Linked DNA regions of Mus musculus: region 1 is linked to region 2. The links are chromatin loops, found by intact Hi-C in ENCODE. Cell type or tissue: left cerebral cortex. All regions are shown on one strand. Each heading gives the region's core, and the rest is flanking DNA. Links, peaks and the distances in the headings are about the cores only. Region 1 has its middle 38 kb from the start of Ifnar2. Region 2 has its middle 26 kb from the start of Scaf4.

Evidence for each region. Peaks named below come from ENCODE experiments on the same cell type or tissue, not always from the same donor. Only the 100,000 strongest peaks of a DNase experiment are listed, where the experiment ranks them.
Region 1: a loop joins it to region 2, with 5 times the contacts of the local background. A loop is called at or near these places in 2 of 42 quality-filtered maps.

Annotation. Positions count from the first base shown.
Region 1 is chr16:91,333,560-91,336,475 of GRCm38, reverse strand. No RefSeq gene overlaps it. Among named protein-coding and RNA genes, the nearest start is that of Ifnar2, 38 kb to the left of the region's middle. In left cerebral cortex, for the core only: no CTCF peak of the experiment used is centred there; no DNase peak of the experiment used is centred there.
Region 2 is chr16:90,308,732-90,311,647 of GRCm38, reverse strand. No RefSeq gene overlaps it. Among named protein-coding and RNA genes, the nearest start is that of Scaf4, 26 kb to the right of the region's middle. In left cerebral cortex, for the core only: a CTCF peak has its summit at 393 (motif pointing right); a DNase peak (open chromatin) is centred at 1,613.

The DNA.
Region 1 (2,916 bases), core at 309-2,808, 1.0 Mb before region 2:
TTCGGAAGAACAGTCAGTGCTCTTAACCGCTGAGCCATCTCTCCAGCCCCATTCATGTGTCTTTCCAGGAGGCCTTTTTACATGGGACTGTTTGGGCATCTGCCTTAGTTAGGGTTTCTACTGCTGTGGTAAGACAATGACCATAAGCAACTTGGGGAGGAAACGATTTATTTCAGATTATAGCTTGTAAGTCTGTCCCCGGGGGAAGCTAGGACTGGAACTCAGGGCAGGGACCAGGAGGCAGGAACTGAAGCAGAGACGTGGAGGGGCATCACTTACTAACTTGTTTCCCATGGCTTGCTCAGTCTGCTTCCTTACAACCCCCAGAACGGCCTGAGTACTGTCCTGTTCGAGTAAAGCCCTGCCCACGGTGAGCTTTGTCTCCCACATCAATCATCAACCAAAAAATGGCCCCAGGCTTGTCTGCAGGCCAATATGGTGGGGACATTTTTCTCAACTGCGGTACTCTCTTCCAAGCTGACACAAGCCTGGTCACGACGGCTTCCTGACTGCACAGCAGCCTCTCAGACCTTTCAGGGCATTGGTTTTCTGGGTCTGTACAAGTGTGCCAGAGGCCAGTGTGGAAGCTGCATAACCTTTTATGGTTTTGCTCCCAGAGTCCTGCAACTCACTCCCATCTTAGACTGTTGGTTGCAGGGGAGTTAAAAGTCTGCCTAAACTCAAGGCGGATGGGCACAGACTCCTCTCTCGATGGAAGAAGAATGGATTATAGAAGATCAGCTATGATGGAAGACATGCCTGCATCCGCCTTTGGGGATTACACATGGGTCTATATTAGCATACCATATCCATACATATAAGTAATCATGTATGTGAATAGTTATATGTTATGTATAATTATTCACGACCCTATGGATACCATATATACCACATCCTAAACAGAAGGTTTCTGGTGGTCCATGCCTATGATGCACAGCACTTAGGAAGTGGAGGCAGGAGGATCAGAAATTACAAGCCATTCTTAGATACATAGTGGACTAAGGTCCAGCCTGGGCTAAGTGAGAATCTCCCTGGATAAAGAAAAGCAAAGGAAGTTACTCAGCGGTGAGTGTGTCAGTGGTGAGAGGGGCTGCCTTTCTTATGACCGCTCTCAAGGATGTTTTCCTTCATGCCCTGAGAGCTGAGAGTTCTCTCTTCAGAAGCCTGCCAAGTGATTTTGAGGGATAAGCCAGAAAGTACTGCTCTTTTTGCTATTGCTTAACAACATTGGCTGGTGTGTGGGTATAGGCATAACAAACCTTTCTTCCCATTTTATTGATGGGGAAACTGAGGCTATGAAAAATCTCCCAAGAGTCTAGCCTATAACAAAACTAACCAGGAATCTGCATTTGTGGTTTCTGAACTGAAACCTCCCCAGGGATCCCCCAGGGGAGTGGAACCCTCAAGGATTCCGATGGGTCCTCGGGACTCTTATAATTCTTGGATGTTAGTGTTGATCCAGCAGCCCCACAGAGCTGAGGATGGTTTCCTCTCTTACTGGAGATCCTCAGTGGCTCCCCAGCACCACCAGCAAGAACAGATCTAAATGTGCAGGGTGCTCAGGGCCCTCCCTGGTGGGACCTGTGTGTATGCCTGTATGTCCTGCACACACACATACAAATGTACAGAGATACCACTCCTCATAGTTAAGCCAGCTCTGCTGGAGACCTATAGACATTTGGCAGAGATAATGCCCTCTGGACAGGCCATAGGCCCCCACCCCCAACTCCACCCTCTTCCCTGAAGAGCTCTCTGGAATTGCAACAAAAGGGAGAGACCCGGCTCTGACATTTTCTTTGTTCACAGGAGCTGAAAGAGAATAGCAGCACTGGCCGGGCTGACAAGAAGAGTGATGGGGTGGAGGCACCGGCTGCTGAGGGGCCAGAGAAGTCTTGGGGAAGTTTCCATATGTGACTACTTTCTGAAAAGACTTGGATCCAACTGCGCTCTTTTTTGGACCTAGCTTGTTCCTTGCCGATCCAATAGGTCTCAAGTGGCCCATAAAATTTTTACTACATTTTGTCCACCCGTGGATACTGTGACCTAACGTGACCCAATCAGGGAGCTGTTTGGCAATGTTTTCAGAGGGGACCAGAACGTCCTGGGGCTGTGGCCGAATTGACAGTGTTTGCTTTAATCAGGAATGATGGCTTCTGGTGGGAATCAGAGGCAGGTGGTGCAGAGAGCCGTGAACTTTGTCACAGCACAGTGACTTCTGTAAAATTCACAGCAGTTCCTTCCAACTCTTTCTGGATGAGCAGTGGGGACTACAAATGTCTGGTGAGCTGCAAGGAATGACGGGTACAGTGTCTGGTTTTAGTCTTGAACTCGGGCAGGGAAGTTTGCATGGGTTAAACCATGGATGGCCGCAGTTGTTTGAGAATATTCTACTCTGTCATTTTGATTGAATAACTCAGAGAAGTAAATGGAAATACATGAGAAAGGTCATTTCTTTGTTTTTGTTGCTATAGCAGAGCATCTGAGATTAGGTAACTGATAAAGAAGAGGAGTTGCTTTTGGCTGAGAAGTTCAAGGTCAGTTGGACAGCTCTCGTAAGGGCTTTATGTTGCTTTAAACATGGTGTGGGGGTGGGAAGTGAAATAGCTGCTTGCAAAACAGGAGAGGGGGCTGACTCTTGTTCTGGTTCAGTCATTTTTTTCTTTTCTTTTTTAAAAAAATTTTTTTATTGGTTATTTTATTTATTTATATTTCAAATGTCCTCCTTCCTGGTCTCCCCTCTGCAAACCTCCCATCCCATCTGCCCTCCCCTTTGTCTCTAAGAGGGTGCTCCCCTGCACTCCCACCTCACCCCTCTTGCTGGGACATCAAACCTCCACAGGATCAAGGGCCTCTCCTCTCACTGATGCCAGATATGACCATCCTCTGCTACATATGCAGCTGGAGCCGTGGGTCCCT
Region 2 (2,916 bases), core at 308-2,807:
TATACAGAGAAACCCTGTCTTGAAAAACAAAACAAAACAAAATAATAATAATAATTACTTCTCAAATAACATTTTACAGTAAACTACTCAATGTGTTGACTCTGCCTAAGCTCAACTGTGCAATCTTTCTTCTTTTTTTTTTTTTTGTTTTTTTCGAGACAGGGTTTCTCTGTGTAGCCCTGGCTGTCCTGGAACTCACTTTGTAGACCAGGCTGGCCTTGAACTCAGAAATCCTCCTGCCTCTTCCTCCCGAGTGCTGGGATTAAAGGCGTGCGCCACCACCGCCCGGCCTTCTTTTTTTTTTTTAATTATTTATTTATTTTATGTACACAAGTAAACTGTAGCTATCTTCACACACACCAGAAGGGGGCATCAGATCCCATTATGGATGGTTGTGAGCCACCATGTGGTTCCTGGGAATTGAACTCAGGACCTCCAGAAAAGCAGTCAGTGCTCTTTAACTGCTGAGCCACCTCTCCAGCCTGCCTTTCTTCTTTTTAAAAGATATGAGATAAAACTTCATAAAAGAATGTACCATTAAATTAAGGGATACTCTCCAAAAACATATTTCCCTGAAATAGAAAAACCTTAGAAATAAATTCACTTATGTATAAAATCGTAAGGCCTCTGTGTGAGAACCACTTAACATCTGGCTTCCTGTGTGGTCACTAGGATGGGCCTGGGAGTGAGCGGATGAACAGAAATAAACCCAACCTCACCCAGCCCTTTCCCCTCTGGTATGTCGAGGGACACTGGCAAAGAGACAGCAATTCAGTGTGTACCCAGTGGACATAAGCTGGATCCCAAACGCGGTTAGAAAGGAGGAGCCAAGCCACGGAGTAAACACTGAGAGTCTTGAAGGTGCTGCAGGGCTCTGCGGTTTCAGACTTACTATTGGTTGACTATAGGTCAACCTGAATACTCCCAATAAACGCTGGAAAGCCTAAATGACCCCAGTTTTAAATGTTAGTGCGCTGTGGTTTTCTGAATGGAAGACTTGGCTCTAAGTCGTATCCTTCCTGGTCACTGTCAGGGTTAACACGGCTTATGTTCCTGAGGTGTCTGCCTAGTTGCTCACCTGTCAACCTTCCCCTTTGCTCAGTCTTCCTCAGATGGTCCATGGCTAAAGGCTGTAGGATTACATCACTTGCATCACAAATGGAAGAAATGTACTTACTCCTAGTTCCCTTAACTCTTAGCAAGCCATTATCCTTGACTTGCCCGAGTGTATGCAATACCATCTCAGGAATGGAAATATTGCAGTAAATATTATTTGGGGGGTTTCTACCCCACCTTTAATCATCTAGTTCCCAAATAAAAGACCCAAACCTTTATGTTTATAATAAGCCTTAAAGTAGCAAAACTGGGCAGATATCAACCCCCTATGCTGTTTTGCCTACTTCTCTGTCAGTAATCCCAAGATATCACTTGCCATGTTCCATCTGAGCCACTCCTACTCCATCAGGCCAGTCTTGGGGGGGGGGGGGGCATGTATTCACAATCTACCTACCCCATGGTGCCTTGTTCTGTCTTCTTCCTCTCTCCCTCTTTGTCTCTGACTCAGACTCCAAGCTCTGGAACTGAAGCCCCGCCCACCTCTCTTCCACCTAGCTACAAGTTGTAGGCATCTTTATTCAAACACCAGTTTAAAAGAAGGAACGAGGTTTGCACAACAAAAGCTGCCATACTGGAGAATTCACTCCTCTTGAGGCAACTAGACCTTGGAATACAGAATTTAGCATTACAATACATAGCAACAGACCAGACCTCAGCAAAAAGAGAAGGAATATACTTTCTAAGAAAACAGCCATCTATAGACACAGTTAGTAGGTTAAACCGCTTAGAAAGACTACATTTTTGGTTCTCAGTTACCAGTGAAACTGGCTCTTCGTCTTCTCTACATGATGTTAATACAAGACAGCTCACCAGTGCACAGGGTTGAAATATTTAATGTAACAAGATAAATATGGTCATCTCCAAGTAAATTTGGAATTCCTTTGTTGTTATTTAAGAAATTACTCTTTGGGGCTGGAGAGATGGCTCAGCAGTTAAGAGCACTGGCTGCTCTACCAGAAGACCTGGGTTCAATTCCCAGCCCCCCATGGCAGCTCTCAACTGTCTTTAACTCCTGTTCTAGGGGAGCCGACCCCTCACAGACATACATGTAGTCAAATTACCAATGTACATAAGATAAAAATAAATAATTTTTTTTAAAAAAAGAAATTACTCTTCAAATACTTTTTTTAAAAAAAGTAGATGCAGATTTCAAAAATAAAGTTCTGGGTCCGAGTCTACACTCCATTTGGTTTTTATAATCTGTGAGGTCTTGCCTACAACCTGTGACTCAGAAAATGGCAGCAAGAAAGGACCCTGATATAGCTGTCTCTTGTGAGACTATGCCGGGGCCTAGCAAACATAGAAGTGGATGCTCACAGTCAGCTATTGGATAGATCACAGGGCCCCCAATGGAGGAGCTAGAGAAAGTACCCAAGGAGCTAAAGGGATCTGCAACCCTATAGGTGGAACAACATTATGAACTAACCAGTATCCTGGAGCTCTTGACTCTAGCTGCATATGTATCAAAAGTTGGCCTAGTCAGCCATCACTGGAAAGAGAGGCCCATTGGACATGCAAAGTTTATATGCCCCAGTACAGGGGAATGCCAGGGCCCAAAAGTGGCAGTCGGTGGGTAGAGGAGTGGGGGGGGGGGGGGGCGAGGGAAAAAAAAAAAAAAAAGAAAAGAAAATGGCAGCAAATCCTATATTTTTCAAGAAAGCAGCGTTGAGTGGAAGAAATCAGGTGCTTTGACGTTTAACACTTACTCTTTTTCTTGGTAAATGGAGAGAGAAGAGACAGCAGAGGGTATACCTGAGAGGTTAGGAATTCACAGAGTTCGGGGCTGGGCTGGCAGTGGGG